Regions from separate parts of the Homo sapiens genome. Here region 1 is linked to region 2. Evidence: read pairs that join two places in POLR2A ChIA-PET (ENCODE). Cell type or tissue: PC-3. All regions are shown on one strand. Each heading gives the region's core, and the rest is flanking DNA. Links, peaks and the distances in the headings are about the cores only. Region 1 overlaps TANC2 (tetratricopeptide repeat, ankyrin repeat and coiled-coil containing 2). Region 2 overlaps TANC2 (tetratricopeptide repeat, ankyrin repeat and coiled-coil containing 2).

Region 1 (16,258 bases), core at 8,747-13,746, 54 kb before region 2:
TAATTATCATTGGTATTTCATAACATTCTTGCTCTTTCTTGTGCATCTAGTTAACTGAGAACACTGGAGAGTTTTTGTCACAACTTTAGAACTATTTCATTTATTGAAGAAATACTTTCCATTTGAAGCAAAGATTTTGATAGGTTGGCATCTCTCGAGCGTGTCTCCACTTAACATTACATATTTCTTCTAAAGCATAATCACAGTAGAGGGACAGGGAGATCTCATTCAGGGCCTTTCCTGGATATGTGAATTTAACTCCAACAGAGATTTCTCTAGGTTTTGAATCTGTTGTGCCCCTGTGGTAATACACACAAAATTCACGAGACAAGGAGAAGTTGGCCTCCCTTTATGGAAGGCTTAATGTGTGTTATGGGCTTAGTGCTATTTACCTTATATTTGCTATATCATTTCTTCATTTTTACCTTAACCCTATGAGGTACATCATTATCTCATTTTACAGATGAAGAAACAGTGACTTCAGTGATTAATTTTTTCAAAGTCATACTGTTAATAAATAACGAAGTGAGGATTCAGAGTCAGTATCCTCCCCTGTAATGTGAATACTATGGTTATCCCCATTTTACAAATGAGGAAATAGAGGCTCTGAGGTTAAATAACTTGCTTGAGACCATAAGCTAGTACATGACTGAGTCAAGATTTAAACTGAGGCAGGCAAAGTCTATACTCTTAACCACTGCACGAAGCTGCTTCTCTAGTGTGACAGGAAGGAATTTAGTTTAGTGTTATTTCGAAAAATCCATCCATCATTTAAGGTGGCTTCACAGCAAGAAAATTATAATGAAGATGTACTTTCAGTCATTTTGCTGACCTAAAATTCTTCTTCAAAAAAGGTTTTTATGCAACTAGAATCTCCCAACACATTAAGCAAGTTGTCACTGACAGTCCTTAGATTAAGAAGCTAACATATCTGAAATGAGTTCATTAGAGAAAACAGCTAATTTTAGGAAGTGTCACAGAGATACAAAAAGCAAAGGTTTTTTTTCCCAAGGAAATCTATGTAAGAAAAAAAGTAAATGTCATCCTTGCCAAGAGACAAGTTCTGTACTATACCAGGGGGTGTCAAATGATCATGGTTCCTGAAATTGTTGCAGTCACTATTAAAGCTGTCAGCCAAAGAAGTAGTCATTTCAGTAATCCTTTAATATTGAGCATTTTGAACATAATATGGAAATGTAAGCCAGAAACATGCACACACACACACATACATACACAGAAAATGAAAAACAATAATGAAGAATAAGATTTTATTTGTGTTGTAGTGATTATTTTTAAAAATATTTTCATTTAGTAGAAATGAGATCCAAACTAAACAACACATACCCCATAGATGATGTTTTATAAAATTTGTCTAGGGCTTTTCTTCTCTAAAAATTAACACTGACGTTTTACTGTCAGACCCAGATTTCATCTACATTTGGAACACTGAATATGGGAAAACAGCCTTGTTGTTTATTGTTAATTTCTATGTTGTTTTTATTTTCTACCTCTTCCACTAGAATGGGTCAGTGTTTAAATGTTCACCACCATATCCCCAGCTCCTACACAATGCATGGCACATAAATATTTGAATGAAGAAATTCTAGTCAATTCTCTGTACTGAGTAATCTTTCTAAAACATTTGTTTTTTGCTACTTAAAGCCATCAAATAGCTCCTCCTTGCCCTTGAATGAAATCCAAACTCCCTTCTTAAAATATCATAAAAATTGTAATGAAAGGACCTCTGCTTTTCCCAGGACCGGTTATTTTAGACTACATAATTCTTTGTGTGGGGTGGGGGGCGGGGGGCGGGCAGGGGCAAGGCGGATGTTGTCCTGTCTACTATAGGATATTTAGAAGAAGTGACCTTGACCTCTGTGCTACCAGTAGCACTCCCTCAACCTCTAATTAAGACAACCAGAAACGTCTCCAGAAATTGCCAAATGTTTCCTGGGGAGCAAAACCACTGCCAGTGGAAAACCTCGCCATGCCCTATCTTCCACCATTCCCCACTCACTTATATGCTAGCCACACTAAAATTGATTTCAGTTCCTTGAAAGTAAAAAGCTATGTCTTGCCTTAGGGCCTTTGCATACTTTTTTCCCCTGCCTGGAAAACTACCACACCTTGGTTCACCCCTTGTCCTTCTTCATGTCTCAGCTTAAATATTGCTTCTTCTAAAAAAGCTTTCTCTGGCTCTCCTAAATTACCTTAAGGTGCCCCAGCTGTGTGTTGCCCTAGCACCCTATGTTTCCTCTCTTCTATCACACTATTATTATTACTTGTTTAATTGCCTCTGTTTCCTGCTAAACTGTGGAGGGCAGACAGGGGTCATAGCTATATTACTCATTATTATAGCTTTAAAACCTAGCACAGTGCCTGATATACAATGGAAGTTCAATTAATATTTGTGAATGAATGAAAATGTTAGTGTTTTCTATTAGGAAATCTTGGAGTATTCAGCTGGGTACTTATACATGATAGTGGTTCCCAACCAATTTATAAGGTCAATTCAGAATCAGATTCATGTGTTCCGGGAATGAATCTTGTTTGAGAATCTGGAATTCCACCAATCCTCTAAGACAAAGTTTCATAAACTGTAGATTGAATGTACTTAGACTGTTTATGTGTGCCAGATCAGCATCTCTAGGAATTCCAGATGAACTAAATAAATTAGCCGCTTTTCTTTAAAATTTGTATTTGTTATCGGCCCTAACCTCCTTTGGCTCAAGTAATCAGTAATGTATAATTGAATAGTAGCAATATACAGGATACAGCTGTTTAGATCTAGAATTATAACAAAGATAAACATTATCCTGATCTCAGCTACAGCTAATTAAACAACAGGGCTCTGACTACGAGCCATTGAGGCATACTGTAAAGCCTAAATCAAAACGGTGTGTTTCTAGTATGTGAATAGACAAGTGGAATAGAATAAAAAGTTCAGAATTAGACCCAAGGACATGTGGACACTTAGTGTATGATGAAGGCAGTATTTCAGATCATTGGGATAAAGGTGGACTTTTTAATTAAATGGGCTGAGACAACTAAATAACCATATAGATAACTCATATCTCACACCATGCACAAGAATAAGCAAATGGATTAAGGATCTAAATATTTAAAAATGAAACCATGCAACTAATGGAAGAAAACTTAGTAACTTTCTCTTTAACCTTGGTGAAGAGAAAGGCTTTCTAGGATCTAAAGCTAGAGGAATAGAAGAAAAGATTGACAAATTTGGCCACGTGAAAAAATTTTACCAGCCTGGGCAACATAGTGAGACCCTGTTTCTATGAAGAAAAAAAAAATTAGCTGAGCGTAATGACAAGTGCTTATAGTCCCAGCTACTCAGGGTGCTGAGGTGGAAGGATTGCTTGAGCCCAAGAGGTATGGGCTGCAGTGAGCCACAATCATGCCACTGCACTCCAGCCTGGGTGATAGAGTGAGACTGTCAAAAACAACAACAACAACAACAAAAAAAAAACTTCTAATGTTGCATGACCAAAAAATACCAGAAACAAAGTCAAAAGACAACTGATAAACTGAGAGAAAATATTGACAAAAGAGCTCAAAAGTACAGGCAACAAAAGGAAAAATAGACAAATGGAATGACATGTAAACTAAAAACCTTTTGCACAGCAAAGGAAACAGTTAACAAAGTGAGGAGACAATTCACAGAAGGGGAGAAAATCTTTGAAAACCATACATCTGATAAGGAGTTAATATCTAAAATATAAAAGGAACTCAGACAATTCAATGGCAAAAAACAACCTGATTAAAAAAATGGGCAAAGGACCTGAACAGACATTTCTCAAAAGAAGGCATACATGTGGCCAGCAGGTACATGAAAAAATGCTCAGCATAACTAATCATTAAGGAAATGCAAATTAAAACCACATTGAGATATCATCTCACACCAATTAGAATGGCTTTTGCCAAAAAGACGAAAGATAAGTGTTGGCAAGGATGTGGAGAAAAGGGCACTCTTTACGTTGTTGGTGGGAATGTAAATTAGTACAGCCATTATGGAAAACAGCATGGAGGTTCCTCAAAAAACTAAAAATAGAGCTATCATATGATCCAGTAATCCTGCTTCCAAGTATATATGCAAAGAAACTGAAATCAATGTCAAAGGGATAGCCACACGCCCATGTTCATTGCAGCATCATTTGCAGTAGCCAAGATATGGAACCAAGCTGAATGGATTCTTTAAGTGTGTTATTTTTTTAAAAAAGCAGTTTGGAAATTTCTCAAAGAACTTAAAACAGAGTTACTGTTGAACCCAACAATCCCATTACTGGGTATATACCCAAAGAAATATAAATTGTTCTATATATAAATATAAAGACATGTGTCCATGTGTTCATCGCAGCACTTTTCACAATAGCAAAGCCATGGAATCAACCTAGATGCCTATCAGTGGTGGCCTGGATAAAGAAAATGTGGTACATATACACCATGGAATACTGTGCAGCCATTAAAAAAAAAGAATGAAATCATTCATGGTTTTTTTTATTATACTTTAAGTTTTAGGGTACATGTGCACAATGTGCAGGTTAGTTACATATGTATACATGTGCCATGCTGGTGTGCTGCACCCATTAACTCATCATTTAGCATTAGGTATAACTGCTAATGCTATCCCTCCCCACTCCCCCCACCTCACAACAGTCTCCAGAGTGTGATGTTCCCCTTCCTGTGTCCATGTGTTCTCATTGTTCAATTCCCACCTATGAGTGAGAACATGCGGTGTTTGGTTTTTACAGCAACATGGATGCAGCCGGAGGCCATCATGCTTAGCAAATTGATACAGGAACAGAATACCAAATACTGCATGTTCTTGCTAATAAATGGGAGCTAAACATTGAGTACACATGGACACAAGAAAGAGAATAACAGACACTGGGGCTCACTTGAGGGTGGAAAGTAGGAGGAAGGTGAGGATACTACCTGTCGGGTACTATGCTCACTGTGGGTGACAGTCATCTGTACACCAAACCCCAAGCAATTTACCCATTAACAAACCTGCCCATGTACTTTCTGAACCTAAAATAAAAGTTGGAAGAAAAACAGAATTTTAAAACATGGTATGTGTATGTGTATATGTGTGTGTGTGTGTGTGTGTGTGTGTGTGTATTCATTGTGTGTGTGTGTTTGTATAATAGAATACTACTTAGCCTTTAAAAAGAAGGAAATCCTGTCTTTTGCAAGAATAGGGATAAAACTGAAGGACATTATGCTAAGTTAAATAAGCCAGAAACAGAAAGACAAATACTGCATGATCTTTCTTATATGTGGAATCTAAAAAAGTTAAACTCATAGAAGTAAACAGTAGAAAGATAGTTACCAGAGACTGGGAGTGTGAAGAAGGAAGGAATGGGAGAAGTTGTTGATCACAGGTGATCAACAACTTCTCCCTTGTACAAATTTTCAGATAGATAGGAAGAATAAGTTTTAAGATCTGTTACAAAGCAGGGCAACTACAATAATATATTTCAAAATAACTAACTTTTAAGTGTTTCACCATAAAAAATGATACAATAGGGAGGTGATACATGTCAATTAGCTTGGTTTCATCATTCCACATTATATACATATATCAAAACATCACATTGTACCCCATAAATGTATGCAATTATGATTAGTCAATCAAACATAATAATTTAAAAATCTACCACTTGTCAACTTTTAGCATAGTATCAAAGAAAAACATCCACCTTCCCTTCTCCAACATATGACTGGCATTTCGTCTTGTACTTGAATCCAAAACAGTTTCTTGGAGCATACTGAATGCAGAGGCAGATTTGGGAGTCTATTGCAAAAATTTACACAGTGCCACTTTCTGAAATGTTTGCTTTGAAAAATAGTTATTTTCATAAAACATATTCTTAGATGTCAGCATGATAGATTTATTATTTTTTTAATGAATCAATAAAAATTTTAAGAAAAATTATAGCATATACTACAGATAAAGAGTTAATATCTCTTATATTTAAAGAACTCTTTAAAATTGAGGAAAAGACCAAAACATGATGAAAAAATGGGAAAAAAATAAACAGACAACTCACAAAAAAGATTAAAATGGCCTTGAAACATTTTGAAACATGTTCAAACTCATAACTAAAGAAATGCAAACTAAATCAATACTGAGATACCAGTTTTTTACCTATCAACTAGCAAAAATTTTAAAACATGACAATTTAAAAACTATTCTGTTGTCAAGGCTGTGGGAAAACAGACACTCTCATACTGGAGCACGCCTGTCAACACCATTTTTCTGAGAGCATGTGTTTGCTTCATGTCTCCATGTCACATTTGGTAATGCTTGCAATATTTCAAACTTTTTAATTATTACTATATTTGTTATGGTAATCTGCGATCAGTAGTCTTTGATGTTACCATTGTAATTGGTTTCAGATACCATGAAGACAGCAAATTTAATAAATGTTTTATGTGTTCCGATGACTCTACTGACCAGCCATTCCCCCATCTCTGTCTCCTTGGGCCTCCCTATTCTCTGAGACACAATATTGAAATTAGGCCAATGAATAACATCATAATGGCCTCCAAGTGTTCAAGTAAAAAGAAGAACTGCACATCTCTCACATTAAATCAAAAGCTAGAAACAATTAAATTTAGTGAGGAAGGCATGTCAAAAACCCAAAATAGGCTGAAAGCTAGGCCTCTTGCACCAAGCAAGTAATCAAGTTTTGAGTATAAGGGAAAAGTTCTTGAAGGAAATTAAAAGTGCTGCTTTAGTGAACACATGAACAGTAAGAAAGCAAAACAAGCTTTTTGCTGATACAGAGAAAATTTTAGTGGTCTAGTTAGAAAATCAAACCAGCCACAAAATTTTCTATAAGCCAAAGCCTAATCCAGAGTAAGGCCCTAACTCTCTTCAATTCTATGAAGGCTGAGAGAGGTGAGGAAGCTTCAGAAAAAGAGTTTGAAGGTAACAGAGGTTGATTCATGAGGTTTAAGGAAAGAAGCCATCTCCATAACATAAAAGTGCAAGGTGAAGCAGTACGTGCTGATACACGAGCTGTAGCAAGTTATCCAGAAGATCCAGCTAAGATAATTGATGAAAGTGGCTACACTTAAACCATAGATTTTCCTTTTTTTTCATTGTTTTACTTTACATCTTTATTACATATTTTCTGAGACTTTATTTTAAAAAAAAAATTTATTCAGGATCATAATTTGCATGACAATAAACAATGGTTTCGTGGGTTCCAAATTCTTAAAGGTGACCATACCAATTTAAAATACAAGTCATCTTTTTGATTTGCAGCACCTGACTTAAAATATAATTCATCTAATGCATTCATTAAAAGTGTCCGTTCTTTTATAAGAAAGATATGTTTTAATTGCTGTTTTCCAGACTGTTAAACATGGGTATATATTATTTTTAATTGGTTAGCAGAATTTTACTCACATAATTTATAGCCACAACAAGAGCCTCTAGCCTCTCTGAATGGACTTCCACTGAGAACAATGATGATAATAAATATCTAAAATGTAGGCGGAGCGCGGTGGCTCCTGCCTGTAATCCTAGCACTTTGAGAGGCCGAGGTGGGTGGATAACCTGAGGTCAGGAGTTCGAGACCAGCCTGGTCAACATGGTGAAACCCCATCTCTACTAAAAATACAAAAATTAGCCAGGCATGATGGCGCATGCCTGTAATCCCAGCTACTTGGGAGGCTGAGGCAGGAGAATTGCTTGAACCCGGGAGGCAGAGGTTGCAGTGAGCCGAGATGACACCATTGCACTCCAGCCTGGGCAACAAGAGTGAAACTCCATCCCAAAAAATAATAATGTATCTGGGGTGTGCCCCTACTTGACATTGCCAAGTGTGTTTCCAAATATTCTTAGAAAATATGGTTTTTAAACACATGCATAATATTCTACCACATGATGCATTATCACTTCTTTAACCATTTATTTCCTAATTGTTTATATTATTTGCAACTTTTTGATATATAAATAACATTGTGATCCATACCTTCATTCATAAGTTTTATGCAAGACTGATTATTTCTTTAGAATGATGTCAAAGAAGTGGCTTACTAGTATAAACAGTGCAAATGGTCTAAAGGCTTTTAGTGTACTTTACCAAATAATTTCCAGAATAGCTTGAACAAATCCCACCAACAGTATGTTATTGTGCCCACGAAGTGGACTTGATAACAGTGAAGCAAATTCAACCACAAATCTATTAGATTCTCATCCATCTCTAAACTGTCATGTCAAAGAAGCAAGGTATTCTTCTTCGTATTACTGGTGAGGAAGCCAAATTGGAATGCTTTTTAAAAATCACTCAGCATTAGATCAGTAAAATAATCAACAGAAATGCTTCCCACAAAAAGATCTGGGTTTTTCAAAAAGAATTAAGAAGAGAGGGAAAAGTCAGTAGCAAATGACCAGAATTTTTTGTCTAAATTCTATTTCATACGTAGACAATCTCTCCTATTTATTTGACTTTGGCAATAAAAAACCAAACAACCTTGTACAGAACAGTGAAAACGCCAAGAATGAAGCCTACAGTTTTACTGTAAGATAAGAGTGTGTGTGTGTGTGTGTGTCTGTGTGTGTGTGTGTGTGTGTGTGTGTGTGTGTGTATTTATTTATATTTAAAAGACTTCTCTCCATTTGGCGGTATCAACTCTCAGTTCCAGCCGTTAAATACAGACGTATTTTCAAAACTACATATTTACTTCTTCAAGATCTTCGATGCTGTCATCATCCACCTCTGGCTGTTTTTTCTGAATGATATCAATTATGCCATCTGTAGAGTCTTCCTGAATAATTTCATCCTCCCCTGTTACCGAGGTACCACAGGAGAATTTTTGAGCAGAAAAATCTTTGTGCTTCTTTAAGATCAACTTCAAAAGTTGCAAAGCCACACACTGTTTTTACATATTTCTTCTTTGCTCTGGGAATTTTGGCTATAATAACCTTTTATGGTACAGTCTCCTTTTTTGGTTTTATTTGACCCCTTCCACCTCTCTTCTGTTTTTTCTTCTCCCCTTCCCCTGCTATTCCTTGACCCTTACTAATTCCACTTCTTGATTGGGTGAATTTTCTACAGTAAGTTTTTCAAATTCATTTCATTTAGCAACAACAGGCATATATTCACAGTACCCTGTTGGTAATGAACAGACTCTGCAATAAAGGACTCAAAGTGAGTAATCAGCATCTAACTTGGCACTGTTCCTTGGGCCTCCTTTGCAATCAGCCCCACTGGATTTAGAAATGCCAGCAGCCATTTCACAAACCCAGGTGGTCACACAGGCCCCGCTGCCTCTACTTCTACCACTATGGCCAGTTGAAGTGACATACAGCTTGTCTTCCCTGGCCAGGGCCACCCGAGAGCAATGATAGATTCTTAATGTAGACAGAATAGCCTTCTGTGGGTAGCTGGTGCCACCTAGGACTTTCATAGCTAGAGAGAAGTCAATGCCTGCCTTGAGAGCCTCAAAAGACAGGCTGACACTCTTGTTAGGGACTAATGTAGCTGGTGACTTTCAGTTAAAGCCAATGTTCATTTACCATTCCAAAAATTCTAGGGCCCTTAAGAATGATGCTAAATCTACTCTACCTGTGCTCTGTAAATGAAGCAACAAAACCTGGATGATAGCACATCTGTTTACAGCATGGTTTACTGATTATTTTAAGCCCACTATTGAGATCTACACAGAAAAAAAGATAACTTTCAAAATACTACTCCTCATGGACAATACATCTAGTCACCTAAGAGCTCTGATGGTGACATACAAGGAGATTATTATTGTTGTCATGTCTGCTAACACAACATTCTTTAGGCCTTGGATCAAGGAGTAATTTTGACTTTTAAGTCTTGTAACTTAAGAAATACTTTTCATGAGGCTAGAACTCCCATAGATAATGATTGTTCTGATGGATCTGGGCAAAGTAAATTGAAAAGGATTTTCAAGATTTTCATCTGGAAAAGATTCACCATTCTAGATGCCATTAAGAACATCTATGATTCATAGGAGGTCAATATTAACATTACTAGGAGTTTGGAAGAAATTAATTTTAACCATAATGGATGACCTTGAGAGAGGTTCAAGACTTCAGTGGAGGAAGTAACTGCAGATATGGCAGAAATAATAAGAGGACTAGAATTGTAAGTGGAGCCTGAAGATGTGACTGAATTGCTATCATCTCTTGATAAAACTTGAATGGATGTGGGGTTGCTTCCTATGGAAGAGCAAAGAAAATGGTTTCTTAAGATGGAATCTGTACTTGGTAAAGATGCTGTGAGCATTGTAAAAATAACAATAAGGGATTTAGAATATTACATATACTTCGTTGATAAAGTAGTGCCAGGGTTTGAGAGGATTAACTCCAGCTTTGAAAGAAGTTCTCCTATGGGTAAAATCCTATCAAAGAGTATCACATACTACAGAGAAATCTTTCATGAAAGGAAGAGCCAATTAATGCAGCAAACTTTATTGTCTTATTTTAAGCAGTTGCCACAGTCACCCATCCTTCAGCAATCACCACCCTAATCAGTCAGCAGCCATCAACATCGAGGGAAGACCCCCCTACACAAGCAAAAAGAGGATTCACTGGAGGCTCATGTGATCATTAGCATTTTTAACAATAAAGTATTTTTAAATTAGGGTATGTACATGTTTTTAGACATAATGCTATTGCACACTTAATAGATTATAGTGTAAACATAACTTTTATATGCACAGGGAAATCAAAAAAATTGAGTGACTCACCTTATTGCTCTGTTTGTTTTATTTTGGTGACCTGGAACAAAACCCACAGTATCTCCAAGGTATGCCTTTATACGTACTTGTATTTCTTAGCTCTGTTCAGTGAGAACCCAAAAACAATGACACATCAATACAATAATCACAACTGGTGTCCACATCTTTTTTCTTAATATCATTCTCCAATAAAAAGAACAGAGGCTTTTTAGAGAAGTAGATGATCCCAGAGGCAGGGAAAATACAAAATAAGTCTAGAACATCTTTTGGTGCCAAAAAGCAAGAACTTGCTCAAAAAAAGATAGAGGCTTCTTGAAATAACACAGCAGTCAACCTGAAGGAAATCCTAGTGACTAAAGCTGGAACAAATTGAGCAACAAAATTAATATAGTATTGAATTATAACCAATAGGATAAAATAAGCCCATACTTATTAAATCAATAATAAATAAATAAATGGGAGATAAGGGAGAACTCTTTCTTCCAATAGGATTCTAATTAATAAATGTAGAAAGAAACAAAGAGGGGAATAGAAAATCACTATTAGGCAAACACTCAGGAAATACTGCTGCAGACAAGATCCACTGATAGATACTAAAATTAATGGGCAAAAGTTTAAGGAGAAACAGGATTTGCATAGCCTCAAACATCTCCCTTAAGATATTTATTAACTACAAAGGGAAAGATGATAGTAGAAGAACCTAGCAGAACCTTAACAAAGTGATCAAGGGCAACATTACCAGTTGTGTTAGGCCATTCTTGCATTGCTATAAAGAAATGAGACTGGGTAATTTCTAAAGAAAAGAGGTTTGATTGAATAGTCCTGCAGGCTGTATGAGCATGGCATGTGTCCAGCTTCTGAGGAGGCCTTGGGGAGCTTTCATTCATGGTGGAAGGTGAGATGCTAGCAGGCACATCACATGGCCAGAGCAGAGCAGGAGGTGGGTTGGGGAGGTGCTACACACTTTTAAATGACCAGATCTTGTGAGAACTCACTCACTGTGGTGAGGACAGCACCAAGCCTTGAGGGATCTGCCCCCATGACCCAAACACCTCCCTCCAGGCTGCATCTCCAACATTGGGAATTACATTTCAGTCTGAGATTTGGGCAGGGACAAATATCCAAACTCTACCACCAGTAGAAAAACATCACTATCATGAACCCTGTGATATGATCCACAAAGAGGGATAAAACACTCTTTTTCTGGTATTCTTGACAAAAATTCTCAGTTACATCATGAGAAAACATCAGACAAACCCAAAATGAGAGTCATTCAACAAAATAACTGATCAGTACCCTTCAAAAGTGTCAAGATGGCCGGGCACGGTGGCTCATGCCTGTAATCCCAACACTTTGGGAGGCCGAGGTGGGCAGATCACAAGGTCAGGAGTTCGAGACCAGCCTGGCCAATATAGTGAAACCCCACCTCTACTAAAAATACAGAAAAATTAGCCGGGCATGGTGGTGTGCACCTGTAATCCCAGCTACTCAGGAGGTTGAGACAGGAGAATCACGTGAACCTGGGAGGCGGAGGTTGCAGTGAGCCGAGATCGCACCATTGCACTCTAGCCCAGGCAACAGTGCGAGACTCTTTCTCAAAAAAAAAAAAAAAGTGTCAAGGAAATAGAAGACAAAGACTAAGGATCTCTTACAGACTCCAGAAGACTAAAGAAAAATAACTAAATACAGTATGGGGTCCTGGATAGAATCCAGGAACAGGAAAAGACATAGTGGAAAAACTGTAAAATTTGAATAATGTCTATAGGTAATAGTATTGCCAATGTTAATTTCCTGGTTTTGATAATTTTGCTATGGTTATGTAAGATGTTAATAATAAGGGAAGCTGGATGAGGGATAAATAGAAAGTCTGTGTACTACTTTTGCAACATTTCTGTAAGTCTAAAGTTAGTTCAAAGTAAAAAATTAAAAAATAAATAAAAGTCCTACTGCCAAAAAAAAAAATGGTAGGGCTCCAAGCTGGAAAATTACTGAGGCAGAACTCTAGCCTGGGATCTATTCTTAGCATCTAGTCCCAGCATGAGGATTAGAATCAGAATTGAGGGACTAAGAGAAAAGGAAGAGAGAGTTGTTATTTATGGTGAGCCACCAAGTCCCAAAAATATTAAAAATCAAACTTTAGAGTTGGAAGGGTTTTGCTGATTAGGAAATCAATCGGGTGGTAGTGAGGAAGAAGACATTCACAGAAGGAGTAATGAAAAGGAACATGGAGAGTAAGCGTGTGACAGCTGCAATATTAGTTTAAGTGATACAAATGCCAGTCAGTATGGAAATTAGAATTTTATTTCCAAACAAATTTCAGATATTCAAAGCTGCCTTCACTTTATGTGAGATTAGCTTAATTCTGTCACTGATCCTTCATTTGAAGTAGAAAATGGTCTATGGAGAGTGAAGGCCTGTGACTCAACGCAAGCGTGACATTTTTGCTGCCACTCAGTCCCTTTGATGAAGTTTATGACTAGTTTTATCATTTTTTATATACAGCATTAAATCAAGAGATTTTATACACAAGGCTGTATTGACTTCTAGTCTTTTCTTTCTGTATATAGCCCACAGGCCTGCCCTTTTCTTTCTTCCCTCACAAGAGTAACCTAAAACTTACTTGCTATCTTCCTCCAAAGAAATAATGCAACTCTGCTCATATCAGATATGCTGTGGATGAAATTGTTTTAAGAAAAAGTTTAGGAATTTAACAGAAGGAAAAGTTGAAATGAAAAAAATAATGTAAGAAAGACATAGCTAAAAAATGAAATTTAAACAAGTTACTTTGAAAGACAAGAATTCGCCAAGGAGAAAGGTTTTACCTGCTGATTTATTATGAGTAGACTAATCCTGAACCATTCCCAAGGAGCTGTAATAGTAGTGACTATGTATGATGACTTTCTCAAAGGTGTAGGGAGTGATCTAATATCTCTTACCAAGCGCGCTGGTACTAATGAGAAACTGAAGGGAAAAAAATCTACATTTTCAGGCTTGTTTTCTATTTTTATACAGAGGGAAAGTTATACGTAATATTAATAGAAAATTTGGAGGAAGTAACAGATGTTTTTGACAGATTGTATGTGCATATACCTACTACGTAACTACTTTAAAAGTCTAGTAAATAATCTATTTTGAGCCACAGTGCAAATCTAATGAAGATGTTGCCTGAATTCTGCAGATGCATCAAGACTTTATATTTGGAATGCCAAAGAAATATCTAAAAATTAAAAGAGAGGCAGCCACAGAAGGTGCAACTTTATTTATTTATTTTTAATATTCTTAGTTAAATTTTCTGCCTCATACCTTTGTGGATATCATATTTTTTACTATAATTCTAAGTAGTTATTGCTGGAGTCAAAAATGTTATTAATTTTTACAAGAAAATCTTGTACCAAAAATCTTGAACTCTATTAATTCTAATAGCTTGTTTTTCTCTATATAGATAACTATATATTTTAATAATAAAAACTATCTTTTCCATTTAAGTCTCTGCTCTTCCTATTTCTTTTCTTTTTCTTTATAGTGCTACCCACAATCACTCGTATTATATTGGATAGTAATGGTGAAAGTGGGCATCTTTGGCTTCTTTCCAATCTTTTTTTTTTTTTTAAATTTTATTTTAAGGTCAGAGGCACACGTGCACATTTATTATATAGGTAAACTCATGTCACAGGAATTTGTTATACAGAGTATTTCATCACCCGGGCATTAAGCCTAGTACCCATTAGCTATTTTTACTGATCCTCTCCCTCCTCCCACTCTCCGCCCTCCGGTAGGCCCCAGTTGTTGTTTCCCTCTACATGCCTATGTGTTCTCATCTTTTAGCTCTCACTTATAAGTGAGAACATGCAGTATTTGGTTTTCTGTTCTTGCATTAGTTTGCTAAAGATAGTGGCCTCCAGTTCCATCCGTGTTCCTGAGGAGGACATGATCTCATTCTGTTGTACAGCTGCATAGTATTCCATGGTGTATATGTACCACATTGTTTTTATGCAGTCTGCCATTGATGGGCGTTAAGGTTGATTCCATGTCTTTGCTATTGTGAATAGTGCTGCAGTGAACATACGTGTGCATGTGTCTTTATGATAGAATGATTTGTATTTCTTTGGATTTATACCCAGTAATGGGATTGCTGAGTTGAACGGTAGTTCTGTTTTAGGTCTTTGAGGAATCGCTACACTTTTCAACAATGATTGAACTAATTTACACTCCCACCAACAGTGTATAAGCATTCCTTTTTCTCCACAACCTCACCAGCACAGAAGGTGCAACTTCAGCATTGTCTTTTAGATGAAACATTCAGCCAAGAGCACAGATGGGTTTTTTTTAATAAAATCAGTAAAATAATGCTTTTTCTAAATATCACAATTTTTATCTTTAAAATGGTATCTTCTTACTTTAGGATGTTGCAGCTGATTTTCTCAGCTGTGCTTAGCCTCAACATGTGGAATCAATTGAAGTGAAATATGATGAAAGTTTATATTGATGTAGAGGTTTGCTGTTTGCTTTTTATCAAGTGGAGATTTGTACCCATGTAGACCTAACCACTGGCATTCACTGTTCATTGAGAGGACAGATCAATTGCTGACAGCCTTTCTCTTTAGGTTCCTTACATTCTGTTTAAGATAGATAAAATACAGTAGGTAAAATAATCACCAGTCTATCTGAAGAAAAGTGGAGATTTTTAAAATACAACCTCTGATTTCCACTTTCCATATTGTGCTCAGACTTCATTGCTTCACTCACAGGCAATTCCTATCTTCAGTTTTGTATATGTAGTAACATTTCCTGTATTGTTTGGGGTTTTTTTATGTTTAATGAGAAGGATTTCAGGTGTTTAAAAAATATCGACATTTCCAACATGTGTTAGAAGAACTAGGATGACCATACCAGTAGATGAGGAGTCTTTTCAAAGCAGAGCTCTTTAGTAGATGACTGGCAGATGCCTGATGAGTTAGAGGTGGTGTTCTCGAAGAGAGGCCTGAAGAGCTGGAGTTCATATGTCTATGAGTGCCCCTAGGACAGATTTCAGTTGCCGGTATATAGGCACAAAGCTAAGTAGCTGAAAAAGACAGTATACAGATCCTTAAGAATGATGGCAGTGAGGAGGATAAAGATGGTGATGATAAATGGCAGCATCAGCTGACATTGCTGTGATTAGTAGGTGCTGAGCACCATGCTGAGTGCTTTCTCTACATTCAAGCTGAATCTCCCCCTTCCAGTTTGGTATTTTCTACACAGTCCAATCCCTTTTCTGGGTAGTAATGAGCCAGAAAAGTGGTCCAGATTAAAATCCCCTTTGTACTTGCCGTGGAGGCAAAGAGAACAGCCAGAAGACCTGGGGTGAGTGCTGTGCAGATTCTAACAAACAAAAAACAGACCCTAGAACTCCAGGTCCTAGCCAGGCAGCCCAGACCCTGGATGGTATTAATGCTTATAAATTTTCCATGTTCTTTGATTTTAAGACCTACATCTAACAAAAATCTCACTCCTTTCCTTCTTCCTTTTATCT
Region 2 (16,258 bases), core at 4,759-9,758:
GCAGACAGCATGGTTGCCTGAGATAAGACTGGCTCCATGTGTGATTCAAGCCATAAATACTCTAGTGTACAGCATATGGTGGTGACGTGACTGCAAGCTGAAGAATGAAGACTTGGACTATGGTTTTCCTGGTGCTGCAGTTTACAGGATCCTTTAAATGCAGTGTTCCCTGTTGAGAGGCTTTAACTTCTCCCAAACTGCTAGAATTCTCAATCTGCACCAGCTGTGGGTCAAAGACAAATATAGACTTTATGGTTAGAAATAGTTCCACTTGAAACTTCTATTCAGCAGTGACACACAATCCAATGGGTACTTTTTTCCAATTAATTTTACATTTCTCTGGTTTTATATTCATAAAGGTGATGTTTGTAAATAACCCGCTTTAAAGAAGCTCATTGGATAAGCCCCCAAGGTTAGTTTTTGCCATGATCTTCAGATACCTGAGCCACAGCTAAAGATCCCTAAGATGAGATTGCTCTTGTTTCTTCATGCTTTCCCTGTTTTCTTAAGTATTCAAAAATCTTGAGCAAGCTTATCACTGGCTGCTAAACAGTTTTGTAAATTTAGATTCTAAGGAAGGGACTCCATTACCATTTATTGCCGACAAAAAGATCCCTTACCTGAGCAATAGTTACAGATACTGAAGAGGCACTTTTTCAAGCTATTCGAACATAAAATTCTCTTTAAGAAACCATGAGCTTAGAATTTAATTATGCATTATTTTTGGCTACATCCTGGCTGGTAATGGGATCACACTTCTCTGCCTGTCATCTTTGTTGAATTGAACCAAACTGACGCTCTTTTCTCCCGTACTTCACAGGAACAAAGGGTCAACTCCACTAACCAGAAGAAATCAAAAGTCCATAGTACAAGTAAAGCTAGTATTCCAAATCCAAAGCTATGTATTTCAGGCGTATTTCTTATGTATCTAGTCCAGCCTCAGTGCGGTTCTCAGTGCTGCTTTGTGGTCCATTTACTGGACCATTTAGTTGACATTCATTTACCAAGGTCCATTCTTACTCAGCTCCTTTTCCCATTTCTTTTTCCTCTAGCTCTTAATAAAGCCAACTAATGAAACAAACAGCCTAACTTGTGAGTCACTGAAAAAGATCAAAGCTACCAAGTGTGACTTCCTTTAACTATTTTCCTCCCCTCACCAGCAAATCAATCTATATCATTATCAATTCTTACCTCTTTTTTTCTTGTTTTAGAAGAAAAGATGTTCCTATTCCTCTTTAATTGCATTATGAAATATAGAAAAGTACAGATAATTGCATGTAATCAAATATTATCTACCAGATTTAACAAATGTTAACATTTTTCCATGTTTGCTTCAAATATTTTTCTTTATTTTTAAGAAATGAATGTAACAAATATAATAGATAACGCTTTTGTATTTCTCTTTTACCCCATTTCTCTGTCTCCCTTAGAGATAACTCCTATTCTAAATGTGTTGGGATTTAGCACATGCTAACACCCCTAACATGTTCTTCTCATCTATATTTTACACTTTTCCAATGTAGGTTCCTGTTCATAAACAATATATACAACTATTTTGGGTTTTTTAATGCTATAAGATTCTATAACTTTTTTCTCTTTTTCACTCAGCATTCTGTCTTTGAGATTTCTCTATAGATGTAGGTCAGTGATTTTCAACTCTGGCTATACATTAGATTCTCTTGCAGAGTTTTTTTAAAAATACACACACATTCCTGAGCCTTACTCCCAGAGATTATGAGTCATTGTTCTGGAGTAGAACCTAGGCTTCATTTTTAAAATAGACTTTATTTCTTAGACCAATTTTAGGCTTATATAAAAGTTGAACAGAAAGTACAGAGTTCCCACATACTCCCCCAACCACAATTTTCCCTATTATTAACATCTTGTACTGATGTGGTACATTTGTTACAATTGAGGAACCAATAGTGATACATTATTATTAGCTGCAGTCCATCCTTTATGTTAGGGTCCACTCTGTGTTGTACAGCTCTGTCGATTTTGCCAAATGCATAATGTCATGTATCCACCATTAAGTATCTCAGCATAGTTTCATTGCACTAAAATTCCTTTATCCGCCACCTATTCATTCCTCTCCCCTTACCCTCCTCAACCCCTGGCAACCACTGATCTTTTTACTGTTTCTGTAGTTTTGCTTTTCCCAGAATGTCATATAGTTGGAATCACACAACATGTAGAATGTTCAGACTGGCTCCTTTCACTTAGCAATATGCATTTAAGATTTCTACATGTCTTTTTTGGCTTGATAGTTCATTTCTTTTTATTGCTGAATAATATTTCACTATAAGGATTTACTACATTTTATTTAGCCATTCATCTATTAAAGGACATCTTGGTTGCTTCCAATTTTGGCAATTATGAATAAAGCTTCTATAAACACTAAGAGGCAGGTTTTTATGTGAACATAATTTTCAGCTCATTTGAGTAAATGCCTTAGTAGTGCAATTACCAGATTGTATGGTAAGACTATGTTTAGCTTGCAAGACATTGCCAGACTAGTTTCCAAAGTGGCTGTGCCATTTTGCATTCCCACCGGCAGCGACTGATCAGTAGTATTTTTGAAAAGCTTCCCAGGTAATTCTAATGTGCACCCCAGCTAGTTGAGAAACCACTATTCTTTTCTTTTCCTGTTTGAAAAAAATCACTATTCCACATCATTAATTTAAAGATGGCAGTATAGCAAGCATGGTAATTAAGAGATCAGACTCTAAAAACAGACTGAGTTCAAACCCTGTCTCTCTTAATTCCTGACTGTATGACTTTAAGCAAGTTGTTTAACTTTTTTTTTTATATTTTTGGAGACAAGGTCTTACTCTTCACCCCGGCTGGAGTATAGTGGCACAATCACAGCTTACTGCAGCCTTGAACTCCTGGGCTCAAGCAGTCTTCCCACCTCAGCCTCCCAAGTAGCTAGGACTACAGGCAAACAGTACTACACCTGGCTAATTATTTTTATTTTTTGTAGAGATGGGGGTCTCACCATGTTGCCCAGGCTGGTCTTGAACTGCTAGTCTCAAGCCGTCCTCCCTCCTTGGCCTCCCAAAGTGCTGGGATTACCACCACTAATCTTACTAATCTTTAAAATGGCAATAATATTAGCCCTTACTAAGTGGTTGTGAGGATTTAATTCATTAATATATATAATCCTCAGAAGAGGGGCTAGGATCTCTAAAGGCTACACACATATATATATTTGGGGTTAAGAGTCACCAAAATATAGGTGACTCTTACCTACATTTAATAGTTATATATATAAATGTTATATATGTAACAATTATAGTAGAAGCCCCTTTATATCTTTCCCTTACCCCATTCTCCTCCCTCCCCAGTGATAACCCTTATCCTAAAGTTAGCATACATATGTCAACAGAAAGGTAACTGTTACAGGTCTTAGACACAATTTTACTTTAATTTAATAGTTGGGAAAAAAGCATATAATGCTTAGTTGAATTCATAAGTGTGATGTCTTAGGAGTAGAAGAAATTGTCTGGGATTAAAAAGGACAATTTTGGAGAAGAGGGCCAAGGATGGAAAATGGTTTGGAATTAAAGGTAAAGGGAGAAAGCAGCAATCAGCTGTTTTGTCTGTTTTAGTCTATTATAGTTGCTACTTTTTCAGCTAAGATCAGAGAAGTGAGGTCCTGAATCAGGTGCCAATTACTTTTCCTTTTTTTAGTTGGTATAATGGAAGGAACATGAACTTTAGAGTAAAAACAGATTTGGCCTCTAATTCTAGCTCCAGGAGTTGTGTTCCCTCCTAAATAAAAATAGTGATAAATTCTACCTCCTAGGGCTGTTGTGAAGATTAGATTACATTAGAGAAGCTAAATCTGGAAAGGCCCTAGCACAGAACCTGACACATTGTAGATCTGAATAAATGTCAGATTTCCTGCCTTTTTTTCCTTCAACCATCATATGTAAGACATGTCTTCCATTGCTAAAAGCTTCCTCTGTTAGACTATGGATATTTCTTAATGCTGATTTTTCTCTCTGAATTCGTTAATATAGTTTATCATTCCTCAAAAGGTCTTGAGGCCCACACATATTATAAATTAGGAGATTGAGGCCCAAGTGGGGAGTCACAGCTAAGCTTCCTGGTCTTCCAGGATCTACAGTGCAGGTGTGCTCAAGAACCTAACTTGTCTGGACTCCAACCCTGAGTAACATTTAGAATTCTTCCTAAAAGATCTGGAACTATTCTATTTCATATGCCAAAATAACAATCAGAACTACTTAGTGATGTATTTGCTTCAGTTTTGTTTGCATGTAAACTGCATGGCCAAATGAGAGTTTGTAATTGATGTCCCTGTTACTTGCACAAATTAAAAGAGCTTCTGAAGTAATAATGAGCAATCAGAAGCTGCCCTTACCCACCTTTCCTACTGTTTTCTGTTTACCCAGCTCTGGGTGCCTACATGGGTACTATAGTAGACAGATTCAGAACAGAGCCCAGCCTCCTCAAGGCCAGAGAGAATATGGACTATGTAGAAATTAGGTAGCCATTTTTAAATAATCGAGGAGGATGAAAAGGGAAATAATCTTGTGGTGTGAGGGGTTAAAACTGGATTCTGTTTCAGCCTCCCAGCATAGGATTGTGTTTCTGGGCACCCAAAGGTCTACTCTGCTAGGATTTGACCCAGCCTTTTGGCTCATGCTCTTAGGATAGAATGGAACGAGAGGATACGTAGAAATAATTAGCACCATCCTTCCTCATTTTATCAAGCTGTGGATTTTTTGTTGAGAATGTATAAACACTTGCAGCCACTTTGATAAAGCCATGTCAAAATGTCGCAAAATATATCAACTTCTTGAGGCATATTCTATAGATATATATGCATAGGTGTATAAAGATACATGTACATGGATGATTATTAAAAGCTATAATAGTGAGGGAGAACAAAGCCTAGAACTACCTAGTAATATGAAAGTGTTTTAAAGCCAGTAACAGTGTATGGACCTTATGTGAATCCCAATTCAAACCAAAAAAATTTTAGTTCCTTTTTTTAGCTAATCAAGGGAATTTGAACACTGTTGGGATATTTCATATTATAGAATCCTTCTTAGTTTTAGGTATGTTTTAAAGAGTTCATATCTGTTGAGAGACACTGACTAAAATAATTAAATATTAACTGATAAAATATCTGGGATTTTTCAAAATAATCCCATCAAGGGAAGGGGATATGAGCAGGAATGTAAATAATACAAGGTTGGCCATGAGTTGAAAATTACTGAAGTGAGGTGATGGGTACATGAGAGCTTTACTATACTATTCCTCTCTACTTTTGTAAATACATTTTAAATTTTCCTTAATCAAAAATGTTTAATAAAGTAAATTTTACGTTGTTTATATGCACTTGTATGTATGTATTTTGCGTATATATAGAAAATGTGTTAAATAATAAACACTAATGTGTTAATAGGAGTCACCTCTTAGGATTGAGATGGGAGGTTTATTTTTAATACCATATTATTTTATTTGATTTTTATAACAAATTTGTATTATTTTTATAATTTCAAAAACTGAAATGTAGAAGTCTTTTTTCCTTCTGTTTTTTGGTGGTTGTTGTTTTTTGGTTTTTTTGAGACAAAGCCTCACGGTGTTGCCCAGGCTGGAGTGCAGTAGCACGATCACTGCTCACCACAGCCTCAAACTCCCGGGCTCAAGCGATCCTCCCACCTCAGCCTCCCAAGTAGCTGGGACCACAGGCATGCACCAGCATGCCTGGCTAATATTTTAATTTTTTTGTAAAGATGTAGTCTCCCTACATTTCCCTGGTCTCAAGCTCCTGGGCCCAAGCAATCCTCCCACCACCACCTCCCAAAGTGCTGGGATTACAGACATGTACCACTGCACCTGGCTGAAAATAAAATTTTTAATAGGAAAGTTCAATGATTTAATTTTTGGTTGCATCAGAATATCCCCACAGGGAGAAAAAAAAAGGTGCCTGTGTCGGAAAAGCCTTTAAAACGTTCGTGTATCTAGCCTTCCCACAGCATTATTCACCTTTCAGCCTTTCCTCTAGTGTGAGAATTCCCTCTACAGGAAGTTTTTTCCTAACCCACTTTAGAGACCCTGAACTCTCTATGGGAAGACCTTGACCACCATGACTAGAGGTCTTGTTAGATGAATTTATAACTCATAAGTTACTGACACATTCCTCCTTTGTAGATGCCCCTTCCCTAGTATGCCGCATAAACACACCTTCCTGATTTTGGGTATATGTAGGTATTCTAGGCAAGAACATTCTATATTTCAGGGACAAAGAAAGCAGAAGTAGCTTAAGTTTTTAAAAGAAGTACCTCCCTATATCTCTTATTACAACCCAAATTTCATTGTTAATATCTTCCTGCCCTCAGGATTTCCTTCTTTAACTGATTTGATCCAGATATTGACAGAAGAGTAAGATGATTGTCAGAGAGTGTCTAACAATCAGGAGATCTGAAGAACAAATTATTCTAACTTCCTTCTGGGGAAGCCCATGTGAAAAGGACAAATATTAGTACATGTCGTGGGACCTGTGCCAGTGATACTAGGAGAAAATTTGTTGCGGATGGAAATCAAGCCTGTATTGCTGTTTTTTTCCTGAGGATAAGCATATGTAATCATTTTGGGATATATTAGTTAAGGTGAAGAACACTAGCTGCTATTGACAAACCTGCAAAATCTCAATGACTTAACAAAGATTTATTTCTCCTTACATCACAGTACAGTGCAGATGTCTGGGCAGGCTCCTTCCGTGTAGTAGTTCTAAAATCACCTTGGGCCTCAGAATTCTCCATTGGATCTTCTACATCTGGCCTGTAATCAAAAGGAACAATAGAAAGTGTAGAGAAATATGCAGGAAGTTTTGGAGCCAAGCCTGGACATGACATATTATTTATGCCCTAATTTTATTCACCAGAATTCAGTCACATGGCCTACCTAACTGTAAAGGAGCCTGGGAAATAGAGTTTTTCCAAATGTTCAGGAAGAAAATGAAATGGAAATCCGTGATCACATTGCATTATTTCTGCCACAGTGTGTAATTTAGTAACTTGAATTTAAGAGATTTATTGAAGAAGGCTAATAAAAAAGATATGGAAAAATAAATTATATCCAGATAGAAAAGAGAGGTGTTGAGTAGACGTGTTGCTAAGGGCTGCAGAGATGGAGACTGTTTCAGTTAGCTTGTTCCTGCAGGACTGGTCTTTGTCCCCCCACCTAGGCTTTGCTTGGCATGAACATTGTTAGGGTGAGACTCCGCTCTCATTCATTAGTACCAAAAACAAAGAGGCCACTAATTCACCACTGATGCTACTTTTTTTTGCTGGGCTACTAATTTAATTGTCTGTATTTCTTATTCAGGGTTTGAGTAAAAAAGTTGGTGTATCATCCTCCATCCTCCAAGGTCTCTGGATCTCTTATAGCACAGAAGGTCTTTCCATGGCACTGGCGTCTTTACGAAATCTCTACACTCCAAATATAAAGGTAAATTTATAAAGAAATTATAAATATGATAAGGAATTAACTATGAAAAAATAAAACTAGAAGGACATTAAGTAGCTATTTAGTTGATCTTTGACTTGTCTTTCTTATTAGCCTTTTATTGATAATTTAATATATTTTAAATTGTTAAATTTTATTCTATAAATTAGAGACTAGCTCCATTGTCCTCTTAACTTCTATAAGCTGACTCTGACATATGGGATCAGGTCCTGCTGGTTCCAAAGAGTAAATTGATCTCAGGTAGCCTTTGTCTTGGTAGGAGCTTTTCTGACCAAGAGCTCACTTCGTAGAGACTATGTTCAGCACTACAGTATAGGAGGCAATTGCTCTAGTTACTATGCCATTTATGTAAAGGAGATATTTTACATTATCTACCAAAGGAAAAGAAAAAGGAGCAAATGAGATTATAAAATAAAGCAATTACTAAATGCTACTAGACACTGTTGTAGAATGTTAGATGGTTTAATAAAAGATGACTAAAAGGATGTGACTCCTGTTTGTCTAATTATTAGTTCTGTTTGTTTATTTCTAGGTCAGCCGACTGCTGATTTTGGGAGGTGCCAATATTAATTACCGGACAGAGGTTTTAAATAATGCTCCAATTCTATGTGTTCAGTCCCATCTTGGTTACACAGAAATGGTAGCCCTGCTGCTGGAGTTCGGGGCCAACGTGGATGCCTCTTCTGAAAGTGGCCTGACTCCCCTGGGATATGCTGCAGCAGCAGGGTACCTGAGCATTGTGGTGCTGCTGTGCAAGAAACGGGCCAAGGTACTGGCTGCCCAGCTCTGCTGCTTTTCTTCCCTTTTTCTTTATTTTCGATGCATACTCTTTCTTATCTCCAGTGTTACTTCATGAGTCTGGGTAGAGTATATCAAACCATGATGGAGAGGAGATCAGAGAGAGTGCTGGTTCTGCATATGTGCAGGGCCACTGCCATCCATCCTGCAGGAGCACACAGTTCTAAACCCTTTGAGAGGTGCTTGGGAAACTGCATTTATCCGTAACCACAAAAAGTTTCTACATAACAACCCAGAAATGATCTATTGAGCTCAGAAGAAGCCTCTTTTTAACAAAGAGAGGAAGGAGAAGTGAGGAAGCCAGGAGACTGCAGTGGCAGGTCTGGACCAAATGACACCTGCAGGCTCTAAGCCTTTCATGTGTAGAGAAGAAAACTTAGCCATGGAGATGAGAACAGGACCAGACACCTTCATCCTGTCCTTGAAGACCACCACTCTAGAGATAAGGGGAGAAGATGATTCTCCCTATTTATACTCAGACTGACCAAGGGCACCTCGAAGTGCTTCTGTTAGTACTGATCAGTTCTCTGAAAATATTTCCAAAATATGTTTGCTTTATGTATAAAAACTCGATTTCACAATATTGGTGAAAAGAAAAATGCTGGTCTCACAAATGTGGGCCTCTGGGAAAAAAAAGTCTGGCCTCATAGTATTTTGTTTCAGTCCTGAAAACAAACTGAGGACTTTAGTGGTTTCATAGTGAAATACAAGTCATAGTATGACTTCATTCTGCGGTATTCAGTGCTGTTACGAGGGGAGAAAGTGGGACTCCTCCACTCCTTTGGGAACTGAGACGTAGGCCTCTCAATGACATCTCAGAGCCTTAGAAGTTTACTGTAGCACAGTGATTGTGCACCTGTGACATCCCATTCATTTGAATGGACACCTCTAGGAACAATGATAACTGGGCCTCGTTACTATTTTCGTTTTCTTTTTAGAGACAAAGTCTTGTTCTGTTGCCTAGGCCAGAGTGCAGTGGCATGATTGTAGCTCACTGCAGTCTTCAGCCTCCCCAGTAGCCAGGAGTATAGGTATGTGCCACCACACTCAGCTTTATTTTTTTCCTATTTTGTAGAGGCAGGGTCTTGCTATATTGCTCGGAGGTTTGCTAAAACTCGTTGGATCAAGAGATCCTCCCACTGTGGCCTCCCAAAGCGCTAGGATTACAAGCATGAGCCACGGCAGCCAGCCCTTCTTACTATTGCTGTCACTTCATATTCTGATCTTAGCTGGGTCTTTCCTGCTGTTCAGCCCTTACACTGCCAAGCCATCCTTTTCTTCATCTTTCATTGTTTTCCCCAGAGCAGAAATGTAACTCATATGTACTTCTTTCAAGATCCTATCACGCCTCTTCTGCCCTTCATCACTGTGATCGAGCTCATCTCAAGGTGCCTGTATCTCAAAACTCTTATCAGTTCTTACGTACGCTCACCTCTACTTTGCCTTAGAGAAGGAAGTACTTACCTTCCTTTCCAGAGCAATTGTCTCCTCCTCTACACTCTTAACCCACGGTGTTGCTCATTCTCTCACGTTATTTCATTCTTTTTCTAAATTCACACTACCTTTTTTCTCAGTTTCTACAAACCTATGAATGTAGAAACCTACCTAACCTAAAAAAGAAATGTTCCTCTCCCTTGCTAACCAGAAGCAACATCCCATCTCTTCCCTTTCACCTCTGCCAAACCTGTCCTAAGAGTCCTCTATACTGGCTACATTCACCTCTTTATTACTCCTTAACCACTTGCATTCTGGCTTCCATGAATGAGAGAGGAGGCAACTCATTAAAATGATAAGCTTTAGGATCAGACACAACTGGGTTAAATCCTGTGTCCATACTTAATTTATACAAGGGCTTGAACAAGTCACTTAACCTCTCTCAATCGCACTTTTCATCTATAAAAAGGGTGTTAAAAGAGTCAGTGTAAGCATTGAAAGAGATAAAGCCTTTTTTTAAAAGAGGTGTTAAAGTCTCTTTTAATCTTATATAGTGCCTAATAAATAGTATCTGTAAAAAAGAAAATAACCCAACCTCCCTACATTCTACCAAGCTGCTCTTTTAAAAGTCACTAATGACTGCCATTCACCAAATAAAGCAGCTTTGTCTTATTCCTCACATCTCTGAGCCCCTCCATAGTATTAGCAATAATAAACCTTTTTTTTTTTTTTTTTTTAAACAGAGCCTGGCTCTGTTGCCTAGGCTGGAGTGCAGTGGCACCATTCTTGGCTCACTGCAGCCTCTGCCTCCTGGGTTCAAGCAATTCCCCTGCCTCAGCCTCCCAAGTAGCTGGGACTACAGGCGCACACCACCACGCCTGGCTAATTTTTGTATTTTTAGTAGAGATGGGGTTTCACCATGTTGGCCAGGCTGGTCTTGAACTCCTGACCTCAGGTGATCCACCCACCTTGGCCTCCCAAAGTGCTGGGATTACAGGCGTGAGCCACCGTGCTCGGCCAGTAGTAAACTTTTAATGTCATTTCCCACTTCTCTGGCTGCCCCTCTCTTCTTCTTCTGATAGAACTGTTCACTGAGATCCTCTGGTCTTCCTTCCGTCCTCATACTCGCCATGGCTTCAGCATTAAAGTCATAGGCTTTGGCGTCAAACCCGACTGGGTTCTAGTTCTCCTACCTACATTTTGGTGACTCTTAACCCCAAATTGCTAATTTCTGAAAGTGTTTTTGAGCTGTAGTTTCACATTTGTAACTGCTTCCTTGGCAGGCATGTTCATATCCCTGACTAGTTAGTTCCTCAGATCCAGCTTTCTAAAATCACTCAGCATCTTTACCCTCCTCTTTCTGGATTTTCAAAGTCTGCTAATGTAGCCTCCGTTTTTCTCAGAACTAGGGAGTCATTGACATCTTTCCCTCCTTTGCCCTTCCTAATTCATTTAGTGGCCAGCACTTTTCAATGTTATCCTCAAAAGAGCTTGAGAAGCTACTCCTTGGTCTCTACCCCAACTGCCACTATCCCCCTGAATTATTCTTGGAGTCTTCTTGTGTAACAAACCCGTTTTTCAGATTCTCATCTCATCTATTACACACCATCCCCTTAGCTTTTGTAGAGCTTTTATTTTGAAGTAATTTTAGACTTTCAAAGATACTGCAAAAATAGTGCAGAGACCCAACACAAAGAAATGATACACGTTTGAGGTGATGGGTATGCTAATTACCCTAATTTGATCATTACACATTGCATACATGTATCAAAATATCACACTGTACCCCATAAATATGTACAATTATTGTGTCAATTTAAAATAATAAAAGTAAATAAAATAATTCTCTTGTAGGCAAAAAAAAATGCATAGAGTTTCTATATATCCTCCATTCAGCTTCTCCTAATGTTAACAGCCTAAGTAATTGTAGTCTCATTATCAAAACCAGGAAAGTAATTTGGTGATAATACTATTAACTAATCTACAGACCTTACTGAAATTTGTCCAACTGTCCCACTGATCATTTTTGCATTAGAGAATCCAGGTCAGGATCTCACATTACATTTAGTGTTGTGCCTCCTTAGTCTCCTCCAACCTGTGAGAGTTTCTCAGTCTTTGTTGATCTTTTATGAGCTTGACAGTTTTGAAGAATACCAGCCAGTTGTTCTGTAGAATGTTTTTCAATTTTAGTTTATCTAATGTTTTCTCACTGTGAGATTGAGTGTATATATTTTTGGCAAGAATACCACGTAAGCAATGCTGTACCCTTATAAAAATGCAGCACTAGAAGTCCCTGCTGTTGATAGGTCTTATTACAGGTGGTGTTAACCTCAGTCACTTGGCTACCCTAGACCTGCTCACCAACACACTGACCATATATCAGTGATGATGCGACATTGTCCAAGAAAGTACATACCAAGGCCACCGCACAATACCTGTCCAAAAAGGCCTCCAATACGGAATAATGTTCTTCATTATTTCAGAAGTCTTTTTCTTCGCTGGATTCTTCTGAGCATTTGATCACTCTAGCTTAATCCCTACTCCAGAATTAGGAGGACATTGACCCCCAACAGGCATCTAAGGTAATGTCTTCCAGGTTTCTCAGCTCTGAAGTTACTGTTTTTCCTTTTGTAATTAAGAAATATCTTTTAGGGTTATGCTTTTGAGACTAGAAAGACAGACATCCTGGTTCTTGTCATACTTTTGTCCACTAATATTAGGATCCATCAGTGATTCTTGCTGCAGTAAGTATTATTATTATTATTATTATTTTTTTTTTTTGAGAGGAGTTTCACTCTTGTCGCCCAGGCTGGAGTGCAATGGCATGATCTCAGCTCACTGCAATCTCCGCCTCCCAGGTTCAAGTGATTCTCCTGCCTCACCCTCCGGAGTAGCTGGGATTACAGGCACCCACCACCACACCCAGCTAATTTTTGTATTTTTTAATAGAGATGGGGTTTCACCATGTTGGCCAGGCTGGTCTCGAACTCGTGACCTCAGGTGATCCACCCGCCTCGGCCTCCCAAAGTGCTGGGATTACAGGCATGAGCCACCATGCCCAGCCACTGCAATAATTATTGCTTTGATGTTTGCCTAACAGTGATTTTCTACTTCCATCATTCCCTCAACATGTATTAATTGAGATGTTACTGAAAGGGAAAGCGATCCCTTCTCCCCCATGTATTTATTCAAGTATTTATTGATATTGCTATGAAGTCATGGATATTTATTTTATTCCATAGCCTGAAATCCATTACCATTATTATTCATTTTCATTGTTCACCTTGCCCCAGATTTGGCCATTGGGAACTCCTTCAAACTGATTCCTGTGTCCTTTCAACTTCCCTCTATTAATTTTTGAGCATTTTCAGACTTTCTGACACCACAAGATGTTCTAGTCTCATCTCTTACCCCAGTCCTGGAATCAACCATTTCTCCAAGGAGCCATGGTTTCTTTTATCCATTCGCTTAGTTTTTGAAAATACAGTTCTGAGCATGAAAACACTCAATGACTTCACTGCCTATTGGTTACAATTCAGACCACTTAGCCTGGCATTCAGAAATATCCATGCTCTGTCCCAAAAGACCTTTTCCGCCTTAGAGTTTAAACTTCCCTTTCATGTGCCCTACTCTTACAAAAAGTAGAATACATTAATCATTTTCCATCTCAGCCAGTCAAGATAGACCTTTCTGTCTGAATCTGTTCCTGATTCTAGCCAGGAATTAATCTTTCCTTCCTCTGAAATGTTATTTCACTTTTACATTCCTTTAAATTTATTGTATACTCCTTTGTTGGACAGGCTCTTGTCACATTGGTCACATCTCCCCTACCTTGTTGGAGAGTCCTTGAGAGCAGAACCTATATATTTACTGTCTTATTCACCTAAGTGGTACTTTGCCACATACTCTGTATTCAGTAAATATTCACTATGTGGATGGCTGGATGGAACTGAAATCAGTAGGAAAGCCAGAAACAGAACTTATATTTTCAACTGATCTAACTACCGCAGGACAAGTACCACCTACCTACCAGAAAAGGCTACTCATCTAATGAAAGGCTACTCATCTGTTGAAACGAAGGCCCTTCTGGTAAATCAATCTTGATCAGGGTCTTCTTTCAGCCTAAACTTGTAACCAACACTGAAATTATGAAGACTGCTACTGGTGCACTAAGCCAGAAGTGCCTCTAGCCATTTGGGGCAGATCTTTGAGAGTCCTCCCTCCTGCTGGAAGAGAGAAGCAGACTTTGCCAAAGTTTGGTGGTCAAATGATTCATGATGTGAGATGTTTTGCTTCTTTGGAAGGCCAAAAAATTGTAGCTTCATAATGTTTTTCTTCCCTTTTTTGATTTCAAAGATAATTTTTTTTATGCCAGCAGAGCTACCAGTTTCTCAAATCTTGGTCTAAAATGAACTATTTGAGGAGACAAAGAAGAATTTACCTCAGGAAGACGAAGCTCAAACTGAGAGTTTTGGTTTTTGTTTTTCTTGGAATGCAAAAAAAAAGTCTGACCTTTTCTGAGGAAAAGAAGTTCTTCCCAGAGGGACATTTAGCATAGTTGTAGCTCAGTAATAATCTAGGCTGAGCAGAGTCTCCTGAATTTGCTCAGAGATTGGTTCCAGGAGTGGAAAGGATGATTCTTAGTAGCCTAGGCTTGTGCAGTGGCGGATGTGACTAGATTGCGAGCTCAGCCACAAGTCTGTGTTCACACATATCTCCTGTCCTCTCCTCTTAGGTGGATCATTTGGATAAGAACGGGCAGTGTGCTTTGGTTCATGCTGCACTCCGAGGTCATCTGGAGGTTGTCAAGTTTTTGATTCAGTGTGACTGGACGATGGCCGGCCAGCAGCAAGGAGTATTTAAGAAGAGCCATGCCATCCAACAGGCCCTCATTGCTGCAGCCAGCATGGGTTATACTGAGGTAAGAAGTAGGCAATAGGATTGTTTTTTCAAGCTCTGTATTGAAGGACCCAGGAAACCAGGAGAAAAGATTGCACGAAGACAAAATTGCCAACCAAATTAATGTGAATTCGTGATCGCTGCTCTGAATAATAAGGAGATTAAACTCCATGAAGCACTTTACTCAAATGCCAAAGTCCCTCAAATTATAGGTATAGAAAGGTGCGAGTTGGAAAGGACCGTGGAAATGATATAATTATTCTCCATGTTTTCCTCCCTGTTTAACAGACAGTGGCACCAAGGCTCAAAGAGATGAATTATTGAGGTGTAGTCACATGGTTAGATAATGTGGCACAGGAACAGCATAACATTTAGAATCTCAGAAGGACCAGATTTGAGTCCCAGCCTCGCTATTCATTAACTCTAGCCCTTGAACAATTTACCTATCTCTTAGAAGTTTAGTTTCCCATCAGCAAAGTGAAGCTAATAAACTCCTTTATACAAGGCTGTTGTAAGGGATGCTTGGTAAACTGTTAAACATTATACAGTTTATTTATTAATGATAATAACAATAATAGTGGCAAATGTAGGGAATTGGTAGTGTGCTAGGAAATGTTTAACAACCAACTGTGAAGAGGGGTGTGGGGTGGAACAGGGGTGTGTGTTTGTGTGTGCATACGTTTATTATAAATTTTACTGATAGAATGTGTTGCCGTGGAATACTACACAGCCGTAAGAAGAACAAAATCATGTCCTTTGCAGCAACATAGATGCAACTGAAGGCCAGTATCCTAAGTGAATTAACACAGGAACAGAAAACCAAATACCACATGTTCTCATTGATAAGTGGGAGCTAAACATTGAGTACCTATGGACATAAAGAGGCAACAGTAGACACTGGGGACTACTGGGAGGGGAAAGGAAGGGGAAAGGGTTGAAAAAAACTGTTGTTATCCTCACTACCAGGTGATGGGAACTTTTGTGTCCCAAACCTCGGCATCATCCAGTACACCATGAAACAAACCTGTACATTCACTGCCCTTGAATCTACAATAAAATTTGAAATAATTAAAAAAAAAAAAAAGAGGCTGGGCGTGGTGGCTCACGCCTGTAATCCCAGCACTTTGGGAGGCCAAGGCGGGTGGATCACCTGAGGTCAGAAGTTGGAGACCAGCCTGGCCAACGTGGTGAAACCCCATCTGTACTAAAAATACAAAAATTAGTCAGGCGTGGCAGTAGGCACCTGTAATCCCAGCTACTCGGGAGGCTGAGACAGGAGAATCGCCTGAACCCGGGAGGTGGAGGTTGCAGTGAGCTGAGATCATGCCATTGTACTCCAGCCTGGGCAGCAAGAGCGAACTCCATCTCAAAAAAAAACAAACAAACAAAAAGAATATGTTGCACACAACTTACAAATAATAATGAACTATATAATACTCTTAATTGAAAGCTTTTGTTGATTTTTGCCAAATTTTTAGCTAAACTGTGGTTGTAACTTATAACGAAAGTTTGACAAATGGAGCTGCATCCCAGTTTGCTCTTTTCTCAATAACTGTATTGCCGTTAAATCTGATATGTGATCTACTGTTAAACTACTTCTCGTCCACATACGAACTATATTCAT

What was found. ChIA-PET counts read pairs that join two places held together with the same protein. Peaks named below come from ENCODE experiments on the same cell type or tissue, not always from the same donor. Only the 100,000 strongest peaks of a DNase experiment are listed, where the experiment ranks them.
Region 1: POLR2A ChIA-PET joins it to region 2 with 5 read pairs; 3 of 35 experiments call an interaction of 5 or more read pairs at or near these places.

What each region holds. Positions count from the first base shown.
Region 1 is chr17:63,323,270-63,339,527 of GRCh38, forward strand. The region is part of intron 11 of TANC2 (tetratricopeptide repeat, ankyrin repeat and coiled-coil containing 2); the gene reads left to right. It also overlaps the pseudogene DENRP3. Among named protein-coding and RNA genes, the nearest start is that of CYB561, 110 kb to the right of the region's middle. In PC-3, for the core only: no CTCF peak of the experiment used is centred there; a DNase peak (open chromatin) is centred at 10,802; H3K27ac peaks cover 1,210 bases.
Region 2 is chr17:63,381,273-63,397,530 of GRCh38, forward strand. TANC2 (tetratricopeptide repeat, ankyrin repeat and coiled-coil containing 2) reads left to right here. Exons shown (of 28, transcript NM_001394998.1): 16 at 7,363-7,485; 17 at 8,036-8,272; 18 at 14,471-14,656. It overlaps LOC105371856 (a long non-coding RNA gene), which reads right to left. Exons shown (of 4, transcript NR_188626.1): 3 at 6,717-6,816; 4 at 1-223. Among named protein-coding and RNA genes, the nearest start is that of CYB561, 57 kb to the right of the region's middle. RefSeq lists an enhancer at 1-230 and a silencer at 1-230. In PC-3, for the core only: no CTCF peak of the experiment used is centred there; no DNase peak of the experiment used is centred there.